6 separate regions of the Homo sapiens genome follow, and regions 2, 3, 4, 5 and 6 are each linked to region 1. Evidence: chromatin contacts called from ENCODE Hi-C or POLR2A ChIA-PET data. All regions are on one chromosome and are shown on one strand. Each heading gives the region's core, a stretch centred on a gene start or an enhancer-like site at or near the end of the contact. The rest is flanking DNA. Distances are from core to core; before and after follow the strand shown. Region 1 holds the start of SIPA1L2 (signal induced proliferation associated 1 like 2). Region 2 overlaps LOC101929902 (a long non-coding RNA gene). Region 3 has its middle 27 kb from the start of NTPCR. Region 4 holds the start of NTPCR (nucleoside-triphosphatase, cancer-related). Region 5 has its middle 220 kb from the start of DISC1-IT1. Region 6 overlaps NTPCR (nucleoside-triphosphatase, cancer-related).

Region 1 (4,560 bases), core at 448-2,947:
CGCCCGGCTAATTTTTTGTATTTTTAGTAGAGACTGGGTTTCACCGTGTTAGCCAGGAAGATCCTGATCTCCTGACCTTGTGATCCTCCCGCCTCAGCCTCCCAAAGTGCTGGGATTACAGGCTTGAGCCACCGCGCCCGGCTTCATAAATGTTTGTTAAATGAATACATGACAATCTTGTAAATGCTGATAATGGGGTGACAATTGGGAAACTCATCAAAACCTGGAGTGCTCAGGAATTGTATTATGTCACAGGATTGCTTCTTGACCTGTTTAGTTATATCTAATCCCACAGATTATACCTATAATTTAAAAAGATACGAAAGATTGTATAATGTGTACATGCTTCAGATCACAGAGAAATATAGTGTGGGAAGGACCGCCTCTATTTACCTTTTAACAGGGCTGTGTTCTAGGAAGTGTTTGTGATAGGGAAGTAGAGATAACACTTTTTCTTCAGGAAGAAGTCTGACTCTAGAAGGGGAGAAACTGAAAGCCCCAATCCAGTCTCAGGGAACCCAGCTCAAAACTCTGACAAAAAAGCCTGCTCAGGAAATTCTACGGTGTGGCTGGAAGGTAAGTTAGAGGCTGCCTCCACCTGCTTTATTATTCCTGCGTATAGATGACTGTTGCTGTCCATTTAGGCAGAGTCAATTCCAGTCTAGCTTAAAAGATTCTTCTGAGACCCTTTAATCTTTCAGCATCTAATTCAAATGTCAAGCAATTTACAATAATAGTTTCAAATAATGCTTCCTCACAGGTGAGTCAACATTTCTAAGAAAGCAGAAAAGTTGGGTATAAAAAGTTCAATTCTTCCTCGTCGGAAAAAAGATGCAAGACATTTCTACCGTGGGCTGAGCGCTGCCTGGAGGGCAGGGAGGAAGGGGTGAGCGGACCGCGCTGGGATGTGGGTGCCTGGAACTGCCAATCTCTCCGTTTTCCCCTTGGCTCCTAAAGGTCTCTTAGCAGCATTTCCTGCACGCTGGCACCCCCTGTCCTCCTAACGTTTTACTGCCTGCGTGTTTCTCTGTGCTTCCCCACCCTCCGACCCACAGGGCCCGGGGCGCCCTCCGGGGGCCGGCACACAGCAGGGTCTCGCTTCCTCGCGCTGTCTTCTTCAGATGGGATCACTTCGACTTGCGGCCGTTTGGGCGTTCGCGGGGCCTCGGCGATTCTGTGGCGTCCTGGGCTGTGTATGTAGCCCCAGCGGCCGAGGCTCACGGATCCGACCGCCCGGCCGCCGCGTCTGTCCCAAGTTGGGAGACGGGAGGGCCGGGTGGGGTCGCGCCTGCGCCAGGGGGCGGCTCAGAACCAGACTCGCGGTTTTTAACTTATTCCTCAGAGGGGCGAAAGCGAGTCTCGACAAGGACGGCGACGGCTCTCTAGAAGCCGGGGTCCAGGTAGGCTGCCCGGCCCTCGAGCTCGCCCAGCGCCGCTCATGATGCGCCCCGCAGCCCCCTCCCCAAGAAGGGCGTCCGGGCCCCTCCTGGACGCGCAGCTCCCGCGCGCCGCGGGGCCTGGGAACAGCGCACCGGCTGCGCCCGGAGCCGGGCGGACGGTGAGACTGACGGCGTCCGCGCCCAATCGTGGGGCGGGGCCGAGGGGGCCTGCAGGCAGCGACCAATGGGAGCCCGCAGAGCGGGCGGGGGGCGGTGCCGCTGGGCGGGCGGGCGGTGGCATCGGGAGCCGGCGCGGCAGACTGGGAGCCCGGGAGGAGCTGGCGGAGCGAGAGGAGGAGGAGGACGGAGGAGGAGCACCGCGCCCCCGCCGGCCGCCCGAGCGCAGGCCGAGAGCTCCAGCCGCAGCCAGCGGGTCCGGGCCGCCTCCGCCGGAGCCCGGCGCGGGGAGAGTCCGGGCCGATGGGCAGCCCCGGGCAGCGGCGGGCGGCGAGGCGGCAGCCCGGGTACGCGCCGCCCGGCGCGCACAGGCTGTAGCAGGTTCCGGCGGACGGCGTTGCGAAGGTTCGTGTCGGGGAATCCGACGGGCAGCGTGGCGAGGGTCGGTTCGGGATGCCTGCGGCCAGGCGGGGACTGTCCCGAAGGGGAAGGGGATGCCCTTCGGGGCGCTTTGGGGGGCTGACGGCGGCGAGGGGTGCGAGGGGCGCGGGGGTGCGAGGGTCGCGGCGCAGGGTCCGGCTTGTAGACGCAGATGCGCCCGCGCTCCCGATCCCCGGCTGGAAGAGGAGCCGCCGCCGCCTGTTCTCTCCAAGTTATCGATCGGCTGAAAGGTTATTCCCGTCTCGGCGACACAGGCACTGAGGAGGGTCTTCTCCAGGTGCCCAGAACTTCGCTCTGACTAACGCTCTCTGGAAGGGCTCGCGGTTGCCCGACGCAGCTTCCCCGGCGCGCCTGGCCAGCTGACGCCGAACTTGCTGCGGGGCTAATTCCCCTTCTAGAGGGGGTGCGCCCGGAGCGCGCGCCCTCACCGGGACGGATCCCTCTTTGTAAGACCGGGAGCCTCCGGCGAGCGCTCTTCTCACTCACCGCGACCTTTCTTCCCACTTTGCCAGCTCCTGGGCCTCTCCGGGTCTTCCCGTGTCAGTGAGGGTAGTTTGCCCACGTCCTGGGAATATCCCTGGGAACACCTACAGATTAATTTTCAGCCGTGCCGCAAACCCAAAGAATCAATTTCGGCTCATCATCTGCAAGAGAGAGCCGAGGCTTCTCGGAAAGAGAGAACAACTTGGCATTACCCCTGTGGGAGATATTTGTCATCATTAACCTGCTTGAGTTAAATTAATTCAGCCCAAGATGACTCTGGCCTGAGTATTGGAAAAAATCAAGTGCATTGGTTACGGAATTGTGCTCACCAAAACATGATTTTGGTCAAAACAAAATTGTAGACATTTTGGATTTTGGTTAGATTGAGACTGGGTTTTGACAAGGATGGCTTTTTTTTAAAAAAAACAAGGAAAAAAACCCTCAAAGAATCTTGGTGATTCTCATGTCTTTGCCCAGTAAGTTCAAAATAGTCGCACAGATTTTTCTTTTCTTTGCCTCTTTTGTCTGCAGTCTCCATTCTAAACGTTAACACTAGATGGCTTTCTTATGACAGACATTTAGTAAACTGCCCATTTGAGTCGCGTTTGTGTGCAGCCTAGGTTGTAATTTTTCTAGTGTTACAATTAGTAATTGAAGAAAAAAGATCTCCCAAACTGTTGCTTTTTATTGCTTTCCTAGAAAACCTACACATACCGATATTTTTGCGGATATTGAGAGGTGGCCTATTATTTTTGGCATTCCCAAAGTTGAATTTCAAGAGACAACTTGGTTACTGTATTTAGTTACATCATTTAAGAATGCTTGTTTCATGTTTGGACTTATTTAAAGAATTCAGAGTTCTGTTAGTTTTGTCATTCTGTTTAGACAATATTTCCAGTTAAAAGATGTTTACCGCTTGATTGAATTTCACTGCTTGATTCAGAGTTATAAGAGAGTATTATTCATGAGAAAAATGCAGTCTTTCTTAAGTTTTGGGTATAAATCACATTGATTCTTCCTAAAAGATTCCATTGATCCATTTTGGGAAGAGATGCAGTTAAAGTATCTGCATGATTCATACCAGGGATTGTGTTAGGGACATCTCCCCAGAGGATGTTTGATTTTTTCATTTCTAAGCACAAGCCCTTTTATGACAAGCACAATAGCCCGTAGTTTCAGCAGTAACAGCAGCAGCAGCAGCAGCAGGCTCCCAGTTATGTTTTTAAGCACTTTTATTCTAAAGCAAGATCACGGCAGCCTGTCCAAATCTTGCCTAGGTAGGCAAACTTATTTATACGCTGAGTAAATATCTTGAAATTATCTTTGTAGCTATCATTTATTGTGTGCCTTGCCCAGCTTAAAATAAGACATACTGAATTTGTTCTAAATTAGAGTGTATTCATAAATAGCTGAAGGAAAAAGAAGAAAAACTACAGAGCAAACATCTGGGAAGTAGGAAATGAAATCAGAAACAGCTTTTATCAGTACCCACATTCTACCTATAGATGGGGTGAAATGAACCTGGATAAGAAGCAGTGTAAGCACTTGATCCGGAAAAGCAAGAGCTAGATCACAGGTATGGGGGTGGAGCTTCTGGCTTTTAGTATGGGCCACAGATTTTACCCAGTTGCTTTAAGTATATGTTTTTCATTAGATGCTTTTTATGTTTTGAAATCATAGATTTTCTCAAAGAGCTTTAATTGTATGGAATGTAACTTTTAGTCTAATAAGGGAATTATCAGATCATGATTTGGCTTCTATGATGCTTACTGTAGTTAAAGCTGTGTAATATGGATTTGGAAGGTGTTTTTTTTTTTCTCCCCCTCACCCCGCAAGACTGGGATGGTGTTTTGAAGGGTTCCTTGATACCTGAGCTTAGTAAACACTTGTCCACCTTGGGGATCTTTTTACCTGAGGCAAAGGAGAAGCGGGTTATTATTTTGAAATTAGCAGTCTATTTCTGAAAGTAAGGAAATACTAGCTACCCTGAAAAACCAGTTGTTTGGTAATTGAAACTGGTTTAAAAGCACTGTGTTTGGGCATCGAAACTAGTTTAAAGGGATTGTGTTTCCTGCATACT
Region 2 (4,412 bases), core at 1,749-4,248, 320 kb after region 1:
GCCCTGGCATGAGGCCCTTGGTCTCTCTAAAATTCACTATATTCATTTAACGAATGACTCTTGTGTTAGATCATAAACTCTGTGAAGCTAGAGACTGGACCTGACTTGTTTCCCACTGATTTGTTCCCTACCTAACACTGCCTAGCATAACACCTGGAATACAGAAAGGGAGAAAGTAAATTATCTCTTGAGAGAATTAACTCATTTTGGTCATCTTAGTAATGTTTTATGAGGACTAAATGAGAATAGCTAAATGTAAGTGTTTTAGAACCGTATGATGAATTTAGATGAAAAGGGAGGATCTTGTATCAAACTACCTTTCTTGTAGACAACAGTGATAAATGTTTGGAAAACCTTTTAAAATAGTTATTGGAAGGCATTGGAGAGCAAACAAAAGCAGTCAAAAGCTGGAGGGGATGTCATATTTGAAAGGAGGAATTGCAGGTGAGGAGGAGGAGGGGAAACAGTCCCGAAAGGTGGAGGCATTTGGAGGACACCACACGCTAAGAGGAGGCCAGTGTGGTGGGAAAGGGGAGGGAAGCTGAGATATGAGACTGTGTAGGCCAAGAGGAGTTTCCCAGTCTTTATCCCAGGTGCCAAGGAAAGCCACCAAGACGTTTAAGCAGCTGTGAATGGCAGTAGGGGTGTTTCCTGTTTTGAAAATATCTCCTGGCTGCAGCTTGGAAAAGTGCTCTGATGCAGGGTTTGTTGAGCCAGCTGATTGAGCAGCCTACACAGCGGGATGTATCTTGCCTTCCTTCTCTATCGCTGCATGACACATTACCATACAATAACACTCACTGCTCTCTCACAGTTTCCATAGGTTAGAAGTCTGAGCACAGCATAGCTGGGTTCTCTACTTGGGTGTCTCCAGGCTGAAGTCAATGTGTTGGCCAGGCTGTATTCTCATCTGGAGCTCAGTTCATCTTCTAAGCTTATTCAGGTTGTTGGAAGAGTTCGGTTCCTTGTAGTTGTAGGACTGAGGTCCCTGCTTTCTTGCTGACTATTGGCCAGGACTTGCTCTCAGCTCCTAGAGGCCACCCTCAGCTCCCAGCCACATAGCCTTCTCAAAACATGACAGCTGACTTTTTCAAAGTTAGCTGGAGAATCTTTCCCTAGTCTGCTAGGAAAGAATCTTAGAGAAGGTGATGTATTTTCCTAGGTCTAGACCAAGGGGAGGGGAGTACACAGAGGGTGAACAGCAGGGTGTGGAAAGCCTGAGAACCACCCTAGAATCTGTCTGCCATCATTTCAACATGGTATACGTTTAACTATTTCCAGCGCCCAGATCTGCCTTAGGGGTGAGACCACTGATAATGAAACCCTTTGGTACCCTGTTCTTTTCAGTAAGCCCTTTGGATGGAGTCCTGTACAGGTTACCTGCAGCCAAGCAGATGTCCTTCTTTCTTAGTGGTACATTTCCCTGTAGAGTAATGAGCTATGACCACATGGGTTGGTTTTTTTGGGGGGAAGGCAGCATTCATGACAATAGTTTACTTTATACAATTGGCTCCTCATCACTTTGGCAAAATTTAACCTTTAGTTTGCAAAGAAGCCACTCTAGCTGAACATAGGGGATTAAAATACTTGTTTTTGAATTTGTGTATATGGATAAAGTTCTAAAAAATACAATGCTGTGCCAAAAATGGCGGTACTTGAAAAAGTTACAATAGCTGGCCTCTGTTTTTATAATGTAATTTCAACTGGATTTCCTTTGGCCAGCCTGAGTATGTTTTAGCTTACTTAAACTCAGATTGCTCTGCATTTTCTCCCAAAGAGATGTCCCTGCTGCAGTCTTCCTGGCGTTCTATTTGATTAAGACACTTTCGAGGTTGCTGTTCCTTTGACTTTTACTGATGTGAGAGCAATTAAAAGAAAATTGACTGACTCACCTTCCACCTCATCTTTCTTTGACTTGTTTGCTTCTATTTTCCATTCCATTTATTATTAATAGAGTGCTTATTTTCATAGCTTCTGCATATTTCACAAAACCAAATAAACAGCTCTTCCTCTTGGAAGAGGGGAAGGGTGCCGGTTGCCATTAAACCAGTGGTCACTCACTTCCCAGCTGGTTATGCATCCCCCTTGTCCTTTGGGACTTGATCCGGGAGGAAGCCAAGAGTAGTGTGAGGGGGAGGAATCAGAGGAACAGAAGGAGGTGACACAGGAGAGGGAAAAGCTGCCAGCCAAGCCTGGGCATGGAAGGGGATTGGGTGGGAGAGGGGGTCTCCTTTAGTCATTCAAGCAGAGCACCCCAAACAACCCTGACAATGGTGCAATGTTCAAGGTTACAACTCTCCCTTGGTTAGCTCTGGGGGATTAACTCCAATCTCCTGGGAACTCTCAATTTGCAAGCTTTTTTTTTTTTTTTTTTTTTTTTTTTTTTTTTTTTTTCAAAAGAAGGGCCTGGCAACAGGGCTTCCTTTGACATAGGAGAACTGGAAATGTTTCTTTTTTCCTCTAAGTTGTAAGGAACAAAAGGGAACAACATCATTAACTATACACTACCTAGACATGCCCAAATCGTGTATGTTTGTGAATTTTCAGTAATGCCTGTTGCCTTCCCCACTCCCCACTCACCCCATTGCTGTCTTCCAAACACATAATGCGGCCCGAAACATTTGAAAGACAAAGCTGCAGTGGTGTATGTTGACCCTGGCCCTTGATGCCTCCACAGAGTTCTCTGAAGTAAACATGTGAGCTGAGAAGCCTTCTTCCATGGGCTATAAATCTCTGTAAGTGCTGCTGGTTCTAGTCTCCGGTCTCTGCTGGAAGCCACAGCTGCGGGGGAGACACTTCCCAACTTTCACTGCTTGGGAAGGGTCAGAGATCCCCCCTGGAGCTGCCTCTTCCCTGTGACCCTGACAAATGGCAAATGGCACTTTCTCTAGGCAGCAACCTGCCTCCAACTTTCTCACCAATACCTGGAGACTTCCTTCCTCAGGCTGACAGCCAAGTGGCCCGCCGGACCCGCCTGGCTGCCAAGTGGGAGCAAACACAGGATGTTATTTCTGTTCTTAGAAGACCAGGTTCACACACCACAGCCAGGAGTGTGGGAAGGGAGAGGAAGGGCCTCCTCTCTGGCATCCAGTGCTGGCCCCAGTGGAAGTACTGTTTTCGTAGTGGGAATGAATGGGTTGGTCTGAGGCCCTGGGCTCCTACCCAGTCCTCTAAAGAAGAGAAGGCAGCCCTAGGGCATTTGCCAGACCTCAGGGAAGTGCTCGCTTAGTCCACAGGGAGGTGCTGAGGCTCAGCTTGCTTGGGGCCAGATCCACCCAAATATCCCAAGGCAAGCAAATCCTCAACAATCTTAAAATATAAACCCATAAATAAAGTTCTATTGGCAGCCTGCTCCATTAAAAATAAAAATACTCTGGGAATGACTTTTCAAGGCAAATGCTGGAAAAAGAGCTTCTAAAGGAACAGAGCAGAGGGGAGAATCAGGCAGTGCCTAGCTCTAGACCTGGCTGCAGGCTTAACTCCGTGCGTCTCAGATTTACGCTGCCCAGTTTGATGTCTTCTGGAAGCAGGAAACAAGTTGGAAGGGTGCTGGGCTTGGGAGTCAAAGGTGGATTGTGGGAAAGTCAGTTTATTTCATTTTATTTTTTTCAAATTTTATTTTAGATTCAGGGGGTACATGTACAGGTTGTTAGGAAAGTATATTGCTTGACGCTGAGGTGTGAAGTACAATTGAACCCCTCACATAGGTAGTGAGCATAATACCAGATAGGTAGGTTTTTCACCCTTGACACCCTCCTTCTCTCCCCTCTAGGAGTCCCCAGTATCTATTGTTGCCATCTTTATATCCACGTGTACCCAATGTTTAGCTCCCACTTATAAGTGAGAACATGTGGTATTTGGTTTTCTATGTCTGCATTAATTCGCTTAGGTTAATGGCCTCCAGCTGTATCCATGTTGCTGCAAAGGACATGATTTTATTCTTTTTATGGCTATGTACTATTCCATGGTACTATTCCACGATTTCTTTATGCAATCCAACACTGATGGGCACTTGCTATTCGTCTTTGCTATTGTGAATAGTGCTGCAATGAACATATGGATGCGTGTGTCTTTTTAGTAGAACAATTTATTGGGAAAGTGAGTTTAATCTTTTGTTCAACAAGCATGTATTCAGCACTTCTGTACGCTGTCATAAAGAAGGAATATAAAAATAAAGATAATAGGATCCCTGCCCCATGTGGCCCACATTCTAGGCGGTAGAAAATAAATAGGTAAACAAATGAGACACTTTAGAGCAATGAGTCTCATGGAGAGCTTAAAGAGAGCAGGCCCCGTGGCAGAGAGCCAATCTGAGCAAGGGAACTTTAAGCATATACCTGGGCTTTAAGAGGAAGTCAGCCACAGGAAAAAGGAGTGACACATTCAAACACTCGAGCTGGAAACCAAGGGCT
Region 3 (4,461 bases), core at 842-3,341, 290 kb before region 1:
TTTATTGATCTCACCATTGATTCCTCTCTCAGTCTCAGCACACATGGGTCACAATGGACAGTCATTTTTCATCTCACATTTGGCTTTCTAATAGTCCTTTCTTAAAGTGATTCCATTTGCTCATGTGAAGTGCAGAGACCTGGTCAGGCATGAAGAATACAGCTTTTCCTACTGCCTTTCCAGGCTCTGGCCATGGGCCCTGCCTGAGTGGCCCTCTGTCATCATGCTCTGCCAGCTCACTTCAAAGCAGTCTGGCCTTTTAAACAAAAGGCACAATAGGGCTAACAGAACAACCCTGCAATGTAGTTGAACATAAATGCATACGAAAATGAGACACAGCTTCTCTCACTCACCATGGCATAGTGCTTTGGGGCCTCTGGTGAACTTGAAGAAAACCCCAAGCCCCTTTCTTAGAGCTTTGATGTGCCACTGTAACAAATGCACAGCAGGACATTGCACCCTAGTTCGCATTTAAGCCTTCCTGTTTAATTTGAGCAAAACTCTCCTTACAGGAGAATTAAACAATAACCACATCACAGGGAGATCTTAAAGTATTAGCAAACATCTGCTGCAAGCGTCGTGACAAGCACATGGCCCTAATGGCCCGCAGCCCCCCTGAAGAAGAGCAGATGTCTGTATAAAGGATGAATTTTGTTTATAAGGTGTTTTTGGTATGAACTTTTTCTTTGGCTCTTGTTAAATGGAGAACTTAGCAACCTATTGAAAAGGCATTTTGTCTCCACCCTGTAGAGCCAAATTGCTTCCTTGCTCTTCTGACTTCCTGACTGCTGAAGGAAGTCTTGGTCTATCTCAGGCAGTTAGTAAAGCATTGTCAGAATGGCCAATGGTGCATTAACCAGACCTGTTATTCCTAGTGGTCAGTGCAGTCTTTAAACACAAAGCTGGGTGTTCAGAGACCTGAACGCTAGTCCTCCATTGCCATGGTTAGCTGTGTGGTCCCAGGTAAGTCACTACCCTGACTGCATGGGATTTTGCATCTGTAGAATCAGCAGTGGTCTCTTCCAGATGTATCATCTGGCACTTCTCTCTCATGCATTTCTCTGGGCTAGTAAATTCTTAGCAAATTTCAACCTCGCTGACACCCCAGTGAGATGGCCTCTATTCATTGGGTGGTAATGGAGGGCTCTAAGAATTATCTGGGGAATACTGTCAATGCATTATAAATCACCAGAGAGGCTGCATCAGGCTCGAAAGTGGATCTCTGCTAGCTCTGAAAAGTCCATTTTTATTTTCTGGCTTAGAGACATTCACAAGATATTTTTCAAATATACATTTCCCTTGAGCGGTGTGGTCTCTGGGATGTTCAGGTACAACAGAATCAGATGTCACAGAAATGTTAGGTCATTCCAATTCGCTGCAGTTCATCTTTGCAATTGTTAGAGGGCATGGCCCAGAAATACAGAAATGAATGAAGCGAAGAATTTTCAGTCTCATCCTGTCTATCTTTGCTCATGCAGACGCAGTCAGGCGGATGACTCTGTGACCTCTCACCCTGGATACTCTTGATATCCACATCAGTGGGGTAAAGGCATCTTCAAATTCTATTGTCTTGAACCAAGGATGAAAATGTTTCAAATCTTCACCCCTTCCTGATTCCCGAGGGGTCTTTTAATGGCCTAAGCAATGCCGTTAAACAAATAGTCCCCATCAACACGGAAGATGGTGATTTGTGGTCATTTTTCAGTTCGTTACAACAAATGCCAAGGCCCACTCCTTGCATTGACAGACACCCAGGAAGAGTCTTCAGGGCCTATAGATGAGATCAAGGTGAAAATTACTTTGAGATCAAAGTCTTCTCTGCTGCAGTGCACTGGAGGGCTTCTGAGTCCAGCCAGGCAGTGAAGGAAGACTTCCCCACCCAGCACCTGGCTCCTCCTGCCTTTCTGAACAGGGTTTTGATTTGTTGAACAGCTTAGGAAGTAAGTGTGGCTTTGCTTAAGACCGCCAGCTTCCATAGACTGAAACGGTAGATGTAACTTACCCCAAAAGACAAAGAAAAAGAAAGCAAGATAGCACACCCTTGGGTTGGTTTCTGGCAAGCTCTAACCACATCAATGCATAAAACTGTATCTGTGCCTGACTGAGCAAAGTGACAACAGTGTCACAGAATCTGATCTTGAGATTAGCAGCTGCCCCTCTTTTGGAAGAGCTGTCCTTCACCTTTACTGCAAGTTCATGATAAAGTGCCATCTTCCCTCCCTTTACAGCCACAGCAGGGATGTGAGCTACCAACTCAGCTGCACCTAGTATCCCTTGGATTGAGAGGAGCGCTGACATGTCCTTACTCACCCTTGCTCCAGGCCCACAGCCCACTTTCAGAGGATGATTAAAGCAGAGTGAGAATGAGTCAGGTTCTCTCCAGAAACCAAGGGTCTGAAGTAGCAATTGACTGAATGGGACCGGAAGAGTGATCTGGAAGAGTTAATGAGTATTCAACATTGCTGGGCTCTACTTCCTGGTTCAGCCTTCCAGGAGGGGAGAATGAATCTGACCCAAGATTTGTCGAGTTCTTAAACATGGCATTATTCGAAATAAAATTTCCCCCTTCATCCTCTTATTGCCAAGGAAGACACTGATTTTTCAAGAAAGAAAAGCTAATATGCTTGCATAGAGTGCAAATAGAATGTGTGACCAATCATTGGACTGACAGAATTTGCCATCATTGTGACAAAAGATTAATTCATTTGGTCAATTAGGCCTGTAACAAATCAAGACAAGAAATTTTTGAAAATCAAACTTTTCACTTTACTGAGTGATATGGTTTGGCTGTGTCCCAACCCAAATCTCAACTGGAATTGTATCTCCCAGAATTCCCATGTGTTGTGAAGGGGGACCCGGGGGAGATAATTGAATCTTGGGGGCCAGTCTTTCCCATGCTATTCTCATGATAGTGAATAAGTTTCACAAGATCTGATGGGTTTATTAGGGCTTTCTGCTTTTGCTTCTTCCTCATTTTCTCTTGCCACCACTATGTAAGAAGTGCCTTTCACCTCCCACCATGATTCTGAGGCCTCCCCAACCATGTGGAACTATAAGTCCAATTAAACTTCCTTTTCTTCCCAGTCTTGGTATGTCTTTATCAGCAGCATGAAAATTGACTAATACACTGTCATCAGGCACATTTATTCAAAATAATCAAATTACTATTCCTGAATAGACACATATAAGATTCCTTTGAGAATTAGCAAACTCATACCTCAATATTGCCAGTAAAATTCTAAATTCGTGAAGTAAAGGTCCATATTTTTTGCTGCATTTTTAACCGTCACATACCACAGTGTGAGAAGATGTGTGGTACATTATCTTAAAATGCTTCTTACTTCCTGAAAAATTAAGTCAGTAATCTAAAGATTTTACCACAATATTTTACACACAGAAAGAAACCCTAAAACTGTGTCTGGATTTTATTGCAAGAAAAGTAGGCCAGATGTGGTAGCTCATGCCTGTAATTGCAGCACTTTGGGAGGCTGACTAAGCCAGGAGGATTGCTTGCGACCAGAAGTTTGTGACTAGCTTAGGCAGCATAATGAGACCCTGTCTCGACAAAAATTTCTTTTGAAAAATTAACAAGCCATGGTAGTGCACACATAGGTACTCCCAGCTACTCAGGGGGCTGAAGCAGGAGGTTGAGGCTCCAGTGAAATATGTTGGTGCCACTGCACTCTAGCCTGTGTGACAGAGCAAGACCCTGTCTCTATAAAAAGAGAGAGAGGTAAGTGGCAAATAATTTTCGATTTTTACCACACCACCCCTCTTTTCCTTCAACTCTGTGAATACATAATGATTCTCCCTTGCTAGTTTCTTATGCCTTTGAAAAACAGTATTATTTTATAACGTAATCGAAACTGCCATGGACTGAATTTTATCCCCCCAAAATATTGAAACCTTCACCCTAATGTGACTGTAGTTTGAGATAGGGCCTTTAGGAGGTAATTAAAGTTAAATGAGGTCATAAGGGTAGGTCCCTAATCACACAAGGTTGGTGGCCTTATAAGAGGAAGAGAAAGAGCTCTCTCTCCAAGTACACTCAAAGAAAAGACCGTCTAAGGACACCATGAGAAGGTGGCAATCTAGAAGCCAGGAAGAGAGCCCTCACCAGAAACCAAACAGTGCTGGATTTTGATCATAGATTTTCAGCCCGCAGAACTATGCAAAATAAATGTCTGTTGTTTAAGCCACTCAATCTATGACATTTTATTATGGAAGTTCACATAGATTAATACAGGCAACTTTACTGGAAACATTATAAATCTTTTTTCCCTCAAAAGATAAATAGTTTCAATCATGGAATAGAAACCTTGTGACAAAAAACACACCTCCTCTCCCCTTTCTCATGTTAGGCAGCCCATTAGGGAATGCCAACATAAGTCATCAAATTGAGTTTGGTAATGAGTATTTTCTCCTTTCTTTTTCTCTTCCCAGTGAAACAACATTTCTTGT
Region 4 (4,771 bases), core at 1,096-3,595, 320 kb before region 1:
TGGCTCTTCTGGCCTGCTCTGTTTGCAGGCCAAGTGGGCTCCAGGGACCAGAGAAAGCCCTCCAAGATGAGTCATGGGTACAGACAGTTGGAAATCGGAAAAAATGCTAAGTGCCAGGGGCACTAAGAGGATATGCAACAAAAAGTGACCTCTTTGAGAGGAGACTTTACCTGATGGTCTGAACATATTGAGAAAACAGAAAGAAACTAGGCAAATAAAAACACCTGACAATAACTCCTAATGGGGAAAAAAGTTATGTGTAAAAGGAAAAAAAAAAAATTAGAGGGCATGGTGGTGCATGCCTGTAGTACTAGCTACTAGGGAGGCTGAGGTGGGAAGATGGTTTGAGCCTGGAAGGTGGAGGTTGCAGTGAGCCAAGATTGTGCCACTGCACTCCAACCTGGGCAACAGAGAGAGGCCCTGTCTCAATAAGAAGAGGGAAAAAAAAGATGGGTAAGGTGGCTCACACTTATAATCCCAGTATTTTGGGAGGCCCAGATGGGAGGATCACTTGAGGCTAGGAGTTGGAGATCAGCCTGGGCAACATAACAAGAGACAGGTCTCTACAAAAAAAAAAAAATACCCGGGTGTGGTGGCATGCGCTTGTAGATCCAGCTATTCAGGAGGTTGAAGTGGGAGGATCACTTAAGCCCAGGAGTTTGAGAATGCAGTGAGCTATAACTGTTTCACTGCACTCCAGCCTGGGTGACAAAGCAAGATCCTGTCTCTAAAATAAATAAATAAATGGAAAAGAAATCATAGATTACTATGTGGCTCTGTTGTGATTGTCTTTACATGGCCATAATACTGTAAACATTGACTAATGAAAATTACGCTGTAACTACATTAAGAAGAGAAGGAGAAAAGACAAAGGTGCGTGGGTTTGAGGACAGGTTTAAGAGAGCTACACTGTAGAATTATTTGAGTCTTTCAACTACGTGTAGGTAAGACTTTGATAAAGCAGAAACAAGAACCACCATCAATACAATCACGGTAACAGGACACCTCCATTAATAAAACACACAGTTGTCTTGGGGTCAGCCTGCTGAGTATCAAACTGCATTCCAAGTTTCAAATAAAGGATTGACAAACCAACTTTCAGAAAACAGTTCTTTGCAATACTTAGGAGTGACTTTAGATAGCAGGCATTTCTCAAACCACCCTCCTCCTCCTCACCCCCTGCTCCCCAACTCCCCCATCCAATGCCTGACAAAATCCCAAAGTCTGCAATATTAGCTGTAGCCTTTGCTACTTACAACTAAACATAATCATTAAAATAAAGTGAAAGAGAATTCTAGATCCAGGGTTACAGCCTTTGATATCTGAACCCACACTAAACTTCAAAATTAGATTTGCCTTGCAAAGGAGCTGAAGAAATCACTTTCTCCACTCTTAGCCCATCTATCTTTTTTTAGCCTATCTGATGCAGCCTACCTGTCCTTTTTAGTAATGCTTGATACATGGGTAGCGCCTTGGTTTAAAAGCACCTCCTCCTACACCTCTCATCTGACCTCAACGCTATCCTGCTTCTCAGATGAGAACTCCACAGGCCACAGGGTTGAGGGATCTGACAGACATCAGGAGGGGACAGCGACAGGAACAAGCAAGAGTGTCTGAGAAGGGCTCCTGTAGGTACCAAAGCTTCTCCACCTCTGGCCTCAGCTGTGGAGGGAATTCGTGGGGATGGAGATGGGGATGGGGGTGGGGGGATGAACTTAGATGGGAAAGAAAGGTTACAACTTCAGTTTCGCTGTCCTCCAACTAAAATTTACCATTTTTTTTTTGCACGATCAATGTAGCAAAGACCCACAGTAAGGAAATACCTGTGACTATCAACAGAAATTAGACATCTCCACTTCACATCGCGGTTGCCGCAGATCTCTTGAAATACCATTTGTGCAGACCACAACGTCAACACTACAGTAGGAGTTACCGCTGCCGCTGGCCCCTGCGGTTTCTGCCCTTCATCAAGAAGCCAGTCTAGGACCCCCTCACAAGTGTGTTCTAATCCTTTAGGCCCTGTGTCTTTTAAATCACGTTTTCCGGGAAGGAGTACAAACTCTTCAGACTACCAAGCCCGCCATTTAAATTGGGAACTTCAGAGGCCGGAGCCCTGGAGCCGGAGACCCTCCCCGACAGCACAAGGTCGCCCGCAGCCCGCGCGCCCCCACCCCCTCGACCTCTTGGAGGTGGGGATCCCCTCAGGGTTACCTGGGGGCCCCGTTAGGAACACGTGCCGGGCCATACTGGTGGGCGGGGGTAGGGGTTGCGGTCAGGGGAGCAGTCCAGGTTGGGGTCGCAATTCAGGTCAGGTCCGGACCAGGGTCGCGACTCAGGACCCGCCCACCGCGTGTCGCAGGCCCCGCCCCCAAGCGGTGCTTTGACCGGAAGCACCGCCCTCAAGACCACGCATGCGCCTTCTCCCGAGTCCCCGGTCCGCGCCTGCGCATTCAGCCCTCGGCATTGGCGCCTGTGCCGCGGCAGTTCCTATAGGCGGAGCGGGTTGTACGGTCTCTTAAGTTTCATTCTGGGTTCAGGGCTTTTGTGGGGTATTTGCAGAGATAAGTGCGTGAGAACGTCAGTTATTAAACTATTGCTGCTTCAAGTCAGCGCCATCACCCAAGTTCTGCCCCTTGACTCCGGACCTAGGAGCTGAAATTGCCCAAGGCTGCCGGGACAGCCCTTTTGTAGAAGGTTTGTGACCTGGAAGCATTCCTCAAAGGGGGATGCCATGTTAATGACTCCAACTTTGTTCTCAAACATTCCTGCAGAATAGAATCAGCTGGGGAGTTTTAAACTTGCTCTGATGCCTGGGTTTCACCTGCAGTAATAGGGAGTGTCAGAAGACAAAATTACAAGTTTAGTTTAAAGATCTAATTGGCTTATATTTAGGATCTAGAATCGAGAAATAGATCATTTCATAAAGCAAATAGAGTGTTCCAATGAGTTGTGCAGAGGAGGTTGGCTTTATGGGCAAAAAAAGGCTGAAGAACAAAACAAAGAGTGGGTATTTCAAAGTTACTTTCCTTATAGGGTTAAAACAGATTGGACTTCGTTATTGTACTGACTCAGGTTAACTACAATCTCCTGTTTTTTGGGAAAACGGGCCTGTTTCAAAGTTCAGTTTGGTTACATGGCACTTGGCACAAGTGACTCCATTCTGGTTTGGTCTAGTCTGCTAGGACCTAGTGCAGGAGGTTAGTCCAAAACAATGGCCTCCCATAAATCTTGTTTAACATGAGTAATTGGTCTTGAGCGAGTCTTGAGCACCTGTATTCTTTTTTCTTCTTTCTAAACTCCAGGAAGTTCCTGAAGTGCGCTAGGGTTGAGAACCACTGGTGTAGGCAGGCTTCCCGTCCTCAGCCATGCATAGGACGCCCAGTTTTCCCTCTTTACTTTCACACCAAAGTGTATAAAGATCTCCTCTTGCAAAGAATTAAATAGCTTCTCCGTCTCACTTTACCACTGCAAGTGTTCCGGCCAACGAATGACGTGGCAGTGGCCTTGGGCCACATTTACCTGTAAACTCTTTCAGTCTAACATGTGTACAGCTTAATTTGTAGTCAGTCGTTCCCCATCCTGGCTGAGAAAGCAGTTCAGTGAGTGCTCAACTTAATTGGTTTCTGCCCACACATGGACCTCTTGGTTTCCCTTTAGCCTGAGACATATGCCAGTCCAATGATTATCTAAAAAAACAAAGTTGGATTTGTAAAATATAGCTGTCATCACCATCATTTCTGCAACATTTGTAATGCTCTATTATTATAACAGTATACTATTTATTATCCCAACTGTTAATGTAGGGCCTTCCACCTTGATTTATTTTGCAGTCCATATATGTTGAATACAGTGAAAAGTTGATATAGTAAAGTAAATTCATAGGAGGAGCTTCCAAAAAAAAGGAAAAAAGTATATGTATCTCTTGTATCAAAAGTACTCGTTTTAAATGTTAATCAGATAGCATTTTCCATCACTGAAAAGCAGTTTGGATTTGCAAGGCTCACCGGAAGTTGGGTTCTTTTGTTTTGTTGCTGTGCCTGGAATTCTGGCATCAGTTTAAGTAGCTCAAAGATACATGGAATTCAGATATGGTGAATCAACGTCTCACAAAACAGAAAAAAAGACTCCATAGTTGAATGTACTTTATCCATGGAAAATGAATTATTTGGATGGTAGTTCCACGGATATCTTCTTGTTAGAAAATTCATTGATTTGATGCTTAATTTCTACAGTTTCCTGTATGTGTTATTAGGTAACAATAACAAAAAATTAAATAGCTTATATCTCTTAGAGATTAACAACAAAAGAAGATGGCATAAATTGAAACAAATTTTAAAATAAATGGGATCTTAAAGTACTGTACCATACTGAATCCAACTTTTGCTTCCTATCTAATCAACATCCAATGGACGGATGTTTGTGTCCCCCCAAAATTCATATTGTTGAAATCCTAACCCACAAGGTGAAGGTATTAAAGTGTGGGGCCTTAAAGAAGCAATTAGGTAATCAGGTCACTAGAGTGGAGTCCTCATGAATGTGATTAGTACCCTTAGAAAAAGGCGGGAGAAAACTTGCTTTCTATCTCTCTGCTCTCTGCCATGTGAAGATACGAGGAGAAGACTGCTCTCTGTCAACCAAGATGAGGGCCTTCCCCAAGAACCCAGTCGTGTTGGCACCCTGATCTTAAACTTCAGCCTCCAGAGTTGTAAGAAATAAATGTTTTTTTGTTTAAGCCACTCATCTGTGGTACTCTATTATAGTAGCCTGAGCT
Region 5 (4,874 bases), core at 903-3,402, 490 kb after region 1:
ACGGAAGGATCCCCGTCAGATCACATTCTGGGTAATATTTAATATTATGGACTGGATGCTCTAAAGACTTGACATCAAGGCCAGGTTGTCCCATCCACGCCTTCCAGGCCCCAAAAAGCTGCTCTCTGGCCTACAGGTGTTCAGCCTGTCAGCTGTACTTCCTTATCCTGCCTCCACCCAGGGGCTGCGTGTACTTCAGGGCACATGAGTCTGAAGCAGTCGACTCCCAACTTTTCTGAATGTGAAGCCCTATTAGTTAAAAACTTTTGAGCATGTGTTCCTTATGTATTGTTACAAATTAATATATTACATTATACACATTTGCTCAAAAGCAGAAAATTTAACAGAATGAGACATTACTTATTTTCTGTGTAGTTCCTATACACAGAAAATAAGTTGGCAGACCATCCTCTCCTCTCATCTATAATTAAAATACAGTGTAATAAATTGGAAAAATTTCTCACTTTTTTGATGATTTTGATATTATTTTTATAATATCCTGCAAAGATGAACCACTGTAGCTTTCCTGCCTTCTGGGTTATATTCCCTGCCTGCAGGCAGAGACTGTGGAAGCCATGGCTTTTGTGAGTGCCACTGGGCTGGACCTGGGCTCTGCTGGGGCTCCTATTGTGCTGGGTGGTCTGAAGTCTGGCCCCTGAATTCTAGGATAGGAAGAACAGCTGGGGGAGTTTAGGAATGAGGGGTGGGCCCAAAGGGGTGCCGAATGACTCAAGGCAGATGCATTTAACCAGGTCCGGTATTATCATAGATTTATTTGTTTTGGGAGGAGAAATACAAAATTTTTGGAAAAATATATCACATAACCAATGGAAATATTTGCAAACTGCTCTCTACGTCACATGAGTTGCTTCTGAAAAGTACTTTCGTTGTTACTGTTAACTTGTCACCTCCACATTGTACATGAATGTGTGTGTTCCTGTGTATATCTTTTCCTTCGTTTTCAAAAACATCCGTGTTCTAGTGACAAGAATGTCCTTATTAAATATTTTCCAAATTTGGCACACTTGTCTTTTTGTAAATGAAAAATTTCTAATTCATCCTTAAACTTTATAACTGTACTTTATTTGCCCTGAGATAACTTAGGAGCCTCTAAGAGGCACAAATTATTTGTATGATCATTCCTTCACCTCATTACAAAATGTGACAATCATCCTATATTCTTAGACAGATGATATCTGCAGGGCTACTGACAAAGACTCTCTTCTTGACCAAATTCTAGTCAGGCTCCACTGAGCCCCCTTCTCCACTAGGCCTCATCCTTGGCCTATAAAGGCTTGAACAAACACAAACACAGTTTCTAGCAGCTCAAGGCCACATCCTTAGCATGCCCCTAATCTCCTTAAAGTGCCTGCCTGAGAAATGCAGGGCTGCCCAAGGAATTTACTGTTTGTTTCAGCCAAAACCTGAAGATAAGTACCCTGTCTCCCAGCCTCCAGAAGGGCAGCGCTTTGAGAAGGAGCACTTAGAAAATCCAGATAGTTTCCACATGGACCAAGCTTCCTCCCTCCCGCCTTTGATGATTTTTCACTTCCCTGACTCTCCTGAGTCCCCACTCACACCTCTCCTCATTCCCTTATTCTTCCTTTAAAATGCCTAGTCACTGCTGCACAAATCAAAGTGCTGATTGAAGTCTCTTCTTACCACTTTAACTAGTGCCTGGCTTTGTTTATTTTTGACACTGTTTAAGCCAGAAATAGGTTAACTGCCCCACGTCACAACACAGGGGGCATAAAACAAACATGGGAGGTTGGCACCATCAATCCTATTGCCATGGGATGGGTCTGGATGGGTTCATTTCTTCACGGAATTCACAGGGAAAGACAATTGCCCAACACAGTCTGAGTCAAGACAGCAGTATCAGTCTGCACATTACCTGTCAGTACAACTTATTTTCCTGCTTGTTTTCATTAGATCAAAAAATACATGTAGATTCACCTTCTAGCATTTTCATGTACTTCCAGTGGGCCATACTGCATACACCCCACATTCGGAACCAGGGATCTGAAGAGCAAAGTTATGTAAGGAAAGCGCAATTGGAATTCATGCCCCACAGTCCACACCCCGTAGGAGACGGATTCCACATGGGGTGATTCAGACTTTACCCTGGTTAGCCCTGGCCCAAAAATGCCAGGCTCTTGCATGTGCGGGGCATCATCTGTACAGATGGTATTCCCATCTGACAAGCAGGGCTTTCTTGGATCCACGGGCACTGTGCCCAGTAGATGAAAAATGTGAGCAGCACAGATTCAAGCCACTCTTGTCTTCTTAAAATAAGCAATTCATTTTTTAGGGAGCTATTTTTAATAGCATTAGTTACTTGGCAGCTGTTTCCAAAATGGCTTCCACAATTCTAAGAAGCTGTGATTCATCCTTTGGCCTGGCAGTGTCCTGGGTACATGGAAATTCCAGGGGGAGTTATAAATGCCACTTTTCATGCTTGGAGCTCACAAAGTCCTCTGTGAAGCCAAAAGTGAGATTCGGCAAATTCCATGACAATGAGAAACAAGAACCAGTATTCAGTTGATTGTTGGTCAAACACTCCTGTGTTACCCAGTGTGGGAATCACACACATTAGCAACTGGAAGCCACTGAGGTCTCTCAGTCTGTTCCCTGTAGTCTGGATGGGATCCTTTCTTCATGGTTGTTTTCTGGATTATACTTATTTCCACATTGGCTTGCATTACTTTTTTCTGTTTTTTATTTTTACTCTATATTATTTTACAAAATAGTGAAGTATGCATAAAATTTTTTGGTTTTTAAATGTTCTAATTATTTTTATTTGCTTTTCACATTTAGTAAAAATAAAAAATCTCAAATAATACGAAAGTATGGAAAATGAAAAGTAAAAGACCCCAACTCACAACCCCTTCTTCATTTGGCAGAATTAATCACTATTTTGGTTTGTCTTACTTCACTATTTATATATGAATTTATTATACCATATTTAAGATAGATTAGGTAACTATCATTACCATTTTGTTAGATATGCTGCCAGCATTTTCCAAGTAAATGCAAGCATACACATATATTTTTGTATTTACTATTTTTATTTAGATTTTTCTGTTTTCACTGGGATGATGCTATGTATACTGATCATCATTTCCTGTTTTGCATGTTTTATTTTGCACTTCTTTTTACATTGGCACAATTGCCTTTATAATTGTTGCACGGCACTTCTTTTATGGAATCATCATAATTTATTTAATTGCTCCATATGAATGGGAATTCAGCTTGCTCCAGGTTTTTACTATGACAGTGTGGTGCACCCAACATCCTCACACTTAACAATCTTAGTAAATTGGTCAATTTCTAGACATGAGATCTTTAATATGTTAATTATAAATTGACTAAATAGAATGCAGTTGCATTTGGAGAAAATTTCACCTTAACAGTGCCACCAATCATCATTGCTGTCAGAATTGAGAATTCTTTTAATGTATTTTTAAGTTTTTTAAGTTGCAGCAAAATGCACATAACACAGAATTAGCCTTCTTAAACATTTTAAAGTGTATAGTTCAGTGGCTTTAGTATTATACATTCTTATGGTTTTGCAAGCACCAGCATCATCCATCCACAGAATTCTTTTTATCTTCCCAAACTGAAACTCTGTTCCTATTTTTTTGTTTTGTTTTTCTTGTTTTGTTGTTTTGTTTTGGTTTTGGTTTTTTTTCATGACAGAGTTTCTCTCTTGTTGCCCATCCTGGAGTGCAATGGCGCGATCTCGGGTCACTAAAACCTCTGCCTCCCGGGTTCAGGTGATTCTCCTGCCTCAGCTTCGAGTAGCTGGGATTACAGGCATGCACCACCATGCCCAGCTAATTTTTGCATTTTTAGTAGAGACAGGGTTTCACCATGTTGGTCAGGCTGGTCTCGAACTCCTGACCTCAGGTGATCCACCCACCCCAGCCCTCCCAATGTTCCTGTTAACACTAACTCCCTCTTCCCCCTCTCCACAGCCCCTGGTGACCACTATTCTACTTTCTGTCTCTATGGATTTGATTCTTTAGGAGCCTCATAGGAGTGGGACCATATAGTGTCTGTCTCTTCATGATTGGCTAATTTTACTTAGCATGATGTCCTCAGGGTTCATCCATGGTGTAGCATGTATTAGAATTTCCTTCCTTTTCAAGGCTGAATAATATTCCATTGTATAGATATACCACATTTTATTTATCCATTCATCCATAGAAAAACACTTGTTTAATATATTTTAATATTCACTTAGTTGCAAATTTTCTGATCCTTCAATTGTCTAATTTAAAATCAGGAAATTTGAGGAAAACACACATATATGAGTCCATCATAACTCTAAGGTCCCACTGCATGACTTTATAGGTGAAGAGGCACTGATGGTCTGCCCTCCTCCTCTGCAAGTACCTCTGGAAATCTTTGTACAGGCGATGCCATCACCACCCTTCTCAGCAAAGCCAGAGGGCTCAGCCTGCAGCCCAGCCCCTCGTGGCAGGTGCAGCCCTGCTGCTCATCGGAGGGATGCATCGTAGGCATTGTTAACACACAAGAGGAGGTCACTGAAGAATGTGATTGTTCTGCCATTGTGTTTTTGTACGGTTCTTTTTTCTCATGAAACTTCATGGAGAAATTTAAGAAATGTAATCAAAGTATCTGCACTTAAGTTTAGAGCCCATTGCATGTCTTTGTGAGAGTCTGTGGGTTTCTGCTACCACATGACTTAGACGGGTTAGATTTGGGGAGCTCACTTTGTCAAAATTTCCCTGGCATTTTGTCTGAAGAACCTAAGTTAATTTTCTTTTTAATGAAACTTTCCTCCAAAATACTTATAAAACACAGAATCTTGATTTATTCTCAATTACTGCCCCAAAACTACCAATTTC
Region 6 (4,605 bases), core at 1,793-4,292, 350 kb before region 1:
CGCCTGTAATCCCAGCACTTTTGTAGGCTGAGGCAGGCAAATCATGAGGTCAGGAGTTCGAGACCAGCTTGGCCAACATGGTGAAACCCCGTCTCTACTAAAAATACAAAAAATTAGCTGGGCGTGGTGGCGGGTGCCTGTAATCCCAGCTACTCAGGAGGTTGAGGCAGGAGAATCGCTTGAACCCAGGAGGCGGAGGTTACAGTGAGCCGAGATAGCACCACTGCACTCCAGCTCAAGCGACAGAGTGAGACTCTGTCTCAAAAAAAAAAAAAAAAAAAAGAGTTATTTGGACACAGATCAAAATGGTTTCTCCTCTAAAGATAATATTAAAACCATAGCACTTGGTTTTATATAAATCATGTGGCCAATTTGGCATTATTGATTCTAAATTTTGCAGTGTGTTGAAATCATCTGGCAAGTAATTTGTTAAAATCATGCGATGCTTCAACTTCTTTGCCCACAAAATGTGCAATGCAATGCCTGTTTACTTAGCCCACCCGTCTCCAGCCTCATCTACCATGCTGTTTTGTCCCAAGTCACTATGCTACACAAGCATCCGCCATCAGCACACACACAGGTGTGATCCACAGACACAACCTTCTATGAATACGGTAATTGGCAGGAAAAGAAGAGGAGCAGGTCTGTTCCACATTTTCCAGCCCACCAGCGTTCCCACCCCCTTGATAACTGGAGGGCTGGGAACTGAGTGCCTGAATTTGCAGCTTTACTAGGATCTCTCCCTGTCAAGGCTGATCATCAGAGATGACACTATCCATTTAAAAGACTCACCCATCTCCCTGCATGTGCTTACCCTCACTGAGAGGTAAGAAGAAACAATTTATTAAACTATTACGTGTTAAGCAGCTGGCGGTATGATCTGCTAAGGAGGAAAAGGAAAGAATGATTTAGTAAATCGTGCTTCAAATCAGTCCTGATTCCTCCCATCCGACCTTGTTATTCTAGCTGAGATTCTTCATATAAGCAATACATGTTAATTCTGTGCTTTTCAAATTGAATTCCTCCCTGAGACTCATATCCAACCATCTGTTAGATATTTTGCTTTGTTTGAATAGGAGGCATTCCAAACTCAGGTATAAGAGAATCCCTGACTTCAATCTGCCCTGCTGCCCCCACCCCACCATCCGGCAAGAGCTCCTCACCTCAGCCGTGGCACCGACAGGGAGGTGGCGCTCAGCTCTGCTCCTCTCATCCTGGCTGCGTGCAGGGAGGGGACGGTCACGTGGAGTTCTGCCACGGCACCTCTTCTTCCTTTAAATCTCAGCATGACACTGTTGCTACAGGCTGTGTGCGTTTGGCCCTGAGTTCTAGTTATCTGTGAATTCATCTTATCCTTCATTAAATGTCATTGCCTTACAATACAGGGATTGCATCTGACATCTCCATACATGCTCCATGATCATTCTGTTTGACTAATACAACAATCATTTCAGGACCTCACCACAAGAGACACTAAACGTTCTTTGGATTTACAGCAGTTTATCACTGCTAAATGTCAACTCTGAGGTCTGGGGGCACAAAACACACTAAAAATGCTAAAGCCTCAAGAAGGACGCAGCAGGGAGTGATGAAAGAGTGAACTTTGGAGCCACGCAGACGTGGGTTCAAATCTCCTTTGTCACCGCTATCACTGTGCTCCTGAACGAACCACTTAAACACTCCAAGCTTGTCTCTTTACCGTTAAAGGGAAAGTGTGCAGAAGCTCCCGCAGCCCCAAGTGCTAGGGGCCACCCTGAATCTGTTCCACACAAGTGCATACTTTCAAGTAGGCAGTGACACTCCCACCCCACATAAGCACAACTGGCTTCAGTGATAAGCCCCTCAGACTAGCTATTTAACTTTGAAATAACCTTCACCAGCTTTCTTTCTCATTTAAGACAAAATCAAAGTCTACAAAACAGACACGGCTGAAACACCAAGCTCAAAAGGACAAGCACCAGAAGGAACATGGCCCTTGGTGTTTCAGATGCATGAAGGGCGGAAACGCAAAACGGCCTCCCGGAGGTGCCAGGAAAGGCTCCATCTTGATGGGGTCCCACTCCAGCTGGGGCTGACCAGCTCCACCACGCCTGGGTGCACATTGATGACATTTCCCCAGCCTGCCTCCCTATCTCTTGGTTCTCCTGAGGGCTGTGGTACTTTCAGATTTACGGCCAGGATCAGGTTCCCAGGCCTTTGTGGGAAGCCTCTACCCAACTCAGAGGCCGTGCCTCTCCTGGCCCACTGAGGCATGCAGCCCACACCGGTGTCCTGGTGATGGTGGCTGGAAGTCACAGCCAGCCTGCCAGACATCCTGAGCTCGGAACTCAGTCTCCCTGAACAGCCCCGCCAGGCAGGGACTGTGGAAGGAGATGCCCACTTCCTCCTCCTGGGCAGGTAGCCCTTTTGAGGGCTTAGTTCATAATCTATTAGGCCTCCCTGTTGTGGTCCCTCCAAGGCTAGGCAAGTCCAAGTCAAGCTTCACAAAGTTACCTCGGAAGAAAAGCGCTGAGGAAAGAGACACTGATGGAGGAACCAGACCTGGGCTGCGTGCCATTTTGGTTTTGATGTGAGCCCCTCCCGCCCCATTCACTGTGCCCCAGTGCCCAGCCCAGGGCTCCTCACCCGCCACATGCCCGACTTGTCCACAGTTAGAGAGAAGGCACACTGCTGCTTATACCAGTGGGTTTGTAGCCAATGCTAATTTGTTAAAAAAAAATCCTGGAAATTCATAGATCTTCACCAAAAATGACCTAAAAACACTGAACTGTTTATCACTCCAGTACCATCTACCACTTGGAGGGAAGTTTTTATCCTCTATCAGTTCTGGGGTTTCAGGGGTCTCTTCTACTTTCCTACTTCATTTTTATAGTACCCCTGTTATGGGCTGAACTCCGCATTGCTACACCATTATTCCTGATAAGCCCAGCCCCTGGCACTGGGCACTCTCCACAGTTGTGTGGAGTGGTTGACAGTTTCCTTCTGTGGTGTGACATCACTCCTGAGATGACAGCCACTTCCTGCTTTTCTGGAAGGGAAACTAGGCATAGAAAGATTCAAAATTGCTCCCGAGTAAACTAAGGCAAAGCAGTGCTCTTATGCAAACCCGTGGGCCTGAGCTCTTGTCATCTGGTCGGCTGAATATCAGATGCTATCAACACTTCCAAAGGTTGTGTATTCCTCCCACACAATGCCTCCTGTCTGTAACCATCAGATTTATTTTTATATTTATTAAGCAGTAAGCAAACAGAGTTGGGGGAGATGACCTAAAATGGTTTTCTTTTGGAATAATATTTTTTAAAAAATCAAATAACTGTTATCACTTTAAGTTGCATGAGGCTGAAGCTGCACCTGGAGAGGAATTTAATTTTCATGACATGCAAAACTGATTAGGCAGTGAACTCTTTCCTCCCGCTTCCCCTGAACACATTTATAAACTTCAACGGGGGTGAATTCCATCTAATACTCTGAAAACCATTTCTCATCTCACAGTTTACCCAAATCATGTGCATGACTGCAAGAGGAAATAAACAAGAAATCTTTAAGCATAGATAAGCCACAATGGATAGTTAATCTTGTACAGACAATCCAGCATTAAGGCTAATTTGATCTTTTAAACATTTTATGGGAAACAGCTGTTGAGTTTTCTCTAGAAAAGCCCACAAGGTTCCATAACCCCATAGGCATACAGCCTCGACAGGCAGGGCTCCATCAGGCTCCTCTTGAACTGGGCACTCCTTCACGGAAGGCAGGAATGCACGTGTCTTCACTTCCTGCTGCTCTGCACGCACGTCACGATATCTGGCAGAAGGTGGTTTCTGTTTTCCTTGGTGACCTGTGGGAAGAAGTGAGAGAACAGGCTTCAGAGCTCCTTTCCTCTTCTTCAATCTTGTGCTAGGTAACTCTCTAAAAGAAACGCCTGGAAGGCTGGGAGAGGGTGAGGTATGTTTTGTTACCCAGGCAGGAGGCCCAGCTCTTCAGGAGCACTCAGAAACAGGACAGGAATCACCGAGTCCCAGCATCAGTTTCTGCCAAGTGACAGCTCAAAAAGTCAAAGTGGGTTTGGAGCCCAGACAGATTTCAGCCAACCATGGGGAGAGCTGTGAAGTGAGTCCGACGAGGCACACCGGGACGGATGATGGGCACACAGGACCCCTGAGCACGACCTGTCCTGAATGGAAGGAACTCAACTGTTGGAGTGAAGCGAGGAGGAGAGCCTGGGAGCCAGCGGGGCCCAGGAGGGCACCCAGCAGAGCAGCAGTGAAGCGCCCAGGATTCTGGGATGCTCAGTCATCTACCCGCCTCTCCACAAACATCAAGTGCTCATTTGAAACATGGAGAAGTGGGAGAGCCAGAGACGTGAGGGTGCCTCCGTACAGACTGTTACTCAGGCCTCCTGACTGCAGTGTGTTCTCCAACACTTACACCATTACAAAATCAAACAAAAGCAACAAAGAGTTCACCAGAGCTTTACCCGATGATCTGTTTATTTTTCTTTCACTACCACACCATCCCGAGTGCCCCAGGGTAAAGGAAGGGCCATCTCTGCTCCCATCACAGTGCCTTCCTACTTGGCCCATATAATATCCATCCACTCAACACACG

Evidence for each region. Hi-C counts contacts between places; a loop is a spot of excess contacts on that map. ChIA-PET counts read pairs that join two places held with the same protein, here RNA polymerase II (POLR2A). Pooled maps may share reads with other maps.
Region 2: a map of heart right ventricle shows a loop between it and region 1 (5-fold over the local background). The contact joins the enhancer-like site here to the promoter of SIPA1L2 in region 1. A Hi-C loop is called at or near these places in 19 of 168 maps with a recorded cell type or tissue (HAP-1, MCF 10A, Right ventricle myocardium inferior and 9 more), 1 of 37 single-sample maps with no recorded cell type and 15 of 50 pooled maps. POLR2A ChIA-PET finds 5 or more read pairs at or near these places in 4 of 52 experiments (BJ, Caco-2, MCF 10A and 1 more).
Region 3: a loop to region 1 is called in a map of naive thymus-derived CD4-positive, alpha-beta T cell, with 12 times the contacts of the local background. The contact joins the enhancer-like site here to the promoter of SIPA1L2 in region 1. A Hi-C loop is called at or near these places in 3 of 168 maps with a recorded cell type or tissue (CD4-positive, alpha-beta memory T cell and naive thymus-derived CD4-positive, alpha-beta T cell) and 10 of 50 pooled maps.
Region 4: a loop to region 1 is called in a map of B cell, with 12 times the contacts of the local background. The contact joins the promoter of NTPCR here to the promoter of SIPA1L2 in region 1. A Hi-C loop is called at or near these places in 81 of 168 maps with a recorded cell type or tissue (A673, B cell, CD14-positive monocyte and 50 more), 33 of 37 single-sample maps with no recorded cell type and 48 of 50 pooled maps. POLR2A ChIA-PET finds 5 or more read pairs at or near these places in 6 of 52 experiments (A549, Caco-2, HEK293 and 3 more).
Region 5: a map of ascending aorta shows a loop between it and region 1 (5-fold over the local background). The contact joins the enhancer-like site here to the promoter of SIPA1L2 in region 1. A Hi-C loop is called at or near these places in 9 of 168 maps with a recorded cell type or tissue (IMR-90, aorta, ascending aorta and 5 more) and 15 of 50 pooled maps. POLR2A ChIA-PET finds 5 or more read pairs at or near these places in 3 of 52 experiments (MCF 10A, SK-N-SH and WTC11).
Region 6: a map of PC-3 shows a loop between it and region 1 (5-fold over the local background). The contact joins the enhancer-like site here to the promoter of SIPA1L2 in region 1. A Hi-C loop is called at or near these places in 10 of 168 maps with a recorded cell type or tissue (IMR-90, PC-3, Right ventricle myocardium superior and 5 more) and 6 of 50 pooled maps.

Annotation. Positions count from the first base shown.
Region 1 is chr1:232,627,270-232,631,829 of GRCh38, reverse strand. It overlaps SIPA1L2 (signal induced proliferation associated 1 like 2), which reads left to right and starts at 1,697. Exons shown (of 23, transcript NM_020808.5): 1 at 1,697-1,961. LOC124904551 (a long non-coding RNA gene) reads right to left here and starts at 1,248. Exons shown (of 2, transcript XR_007066943.1): 1 at 394-1,248. RefSeq lists silencers at 1,280-1,759, 1,820-1,919.
Region 2 is chr1:232,305,162-232,309,573 of GRCh38, reverse strand. The region is part of intron 2 of LOC101929902 (a long non-coding RNA gene); the gene reads left to right. Among named protein-coding and RNA genes, the nearest start is that of SIPA1L2, 320 kb to the left of the region's middle. Within about 2 kb of position 2,998, at least 8 of the 41 ENCODE cell types and tissues checked have a DNase peak (open chromatin) inside an H3K27ac peak, as active enhancers do; they include gastrocnemius medialis, heart left ventricle, heart right ventricle and 1 more, where a contact is called at or near this core.
Region 3 is chr1:232,921,746-232,926,206 of GRCh38, reverse strand. No RefSeq gene overlaps it. Among named protein-coding and RNA genes, the nearest start is that of NTPCR, 27 kb to the left of the region's middle. RefSeq lists enhancers at 1,808-1,867, 1,434-2,633. Within about 2 kb of position 2,091, at least 2 of the 41 ENCODE cell types and tissues checked have a DNase peak (open chromatin) inside an H3K27ac peak, as active enhancers do.
Region 4 is chr1:232,948,185-232,952,955 of GRCh38, reverse strand. NTPCR (nucleoside-triphosphatase, cancer-related) reads right to left here and starts at 2,345. Exons shown (of 5, transcript NM_032324.3): 1 at 2,212-2,345. The coding sequence starts at 2,245. LOC107985361 (a long non-coding RNA gene) reads left to right here and starts at 1,407. Exons shown (of 2, transcript XR_001738525.2): 1 at 1,407-1,628; 2 at 1,800-4,736. RefSeq lists enhancers at 1-401, 1,530-2,069, 2,070-2,611, 2,524-2,623.
Region 5 is chr1:232,140,174-232,145,047 of GRCh38, reverse strand. No RefSeq gene overlaps it. Among named protein-coding and RNA genes, the nearest start is that of DISC1-IT1, 220 kb to the right of the region's middle. Within about 2 kb of position 2,152, at least 8 of the 41 ENCODE cell types and tissues checked have a DNase peak (open chromatin) inside an H3K27ac peak, as active enhancers do; they include ascending aorta, where a contact is called at or near this core.
Region 6 is chr1:232,977,393-232,981,997 of GRCh38, reverse strand. NTPCR (nucleoside-triphosphatase, cancer-related) reads right to left here. Exons shown (of 5, transcript NM_032324.3): 5 at 1-3,835. The coding sequence ends at 3,767. Among named protein-coding and RNA genes, the nearest start is that of NTPCR, 29 kb to the right of the region's middle. RefSeq lists an enhancer at 3,045-4,244. Within about 2 kb of position 3,042, at least 2 of the 41 ENCODE cell types and tissues checked have a DNase peak (open chromatin) inside an H3K27ac peak, as active enhancers do.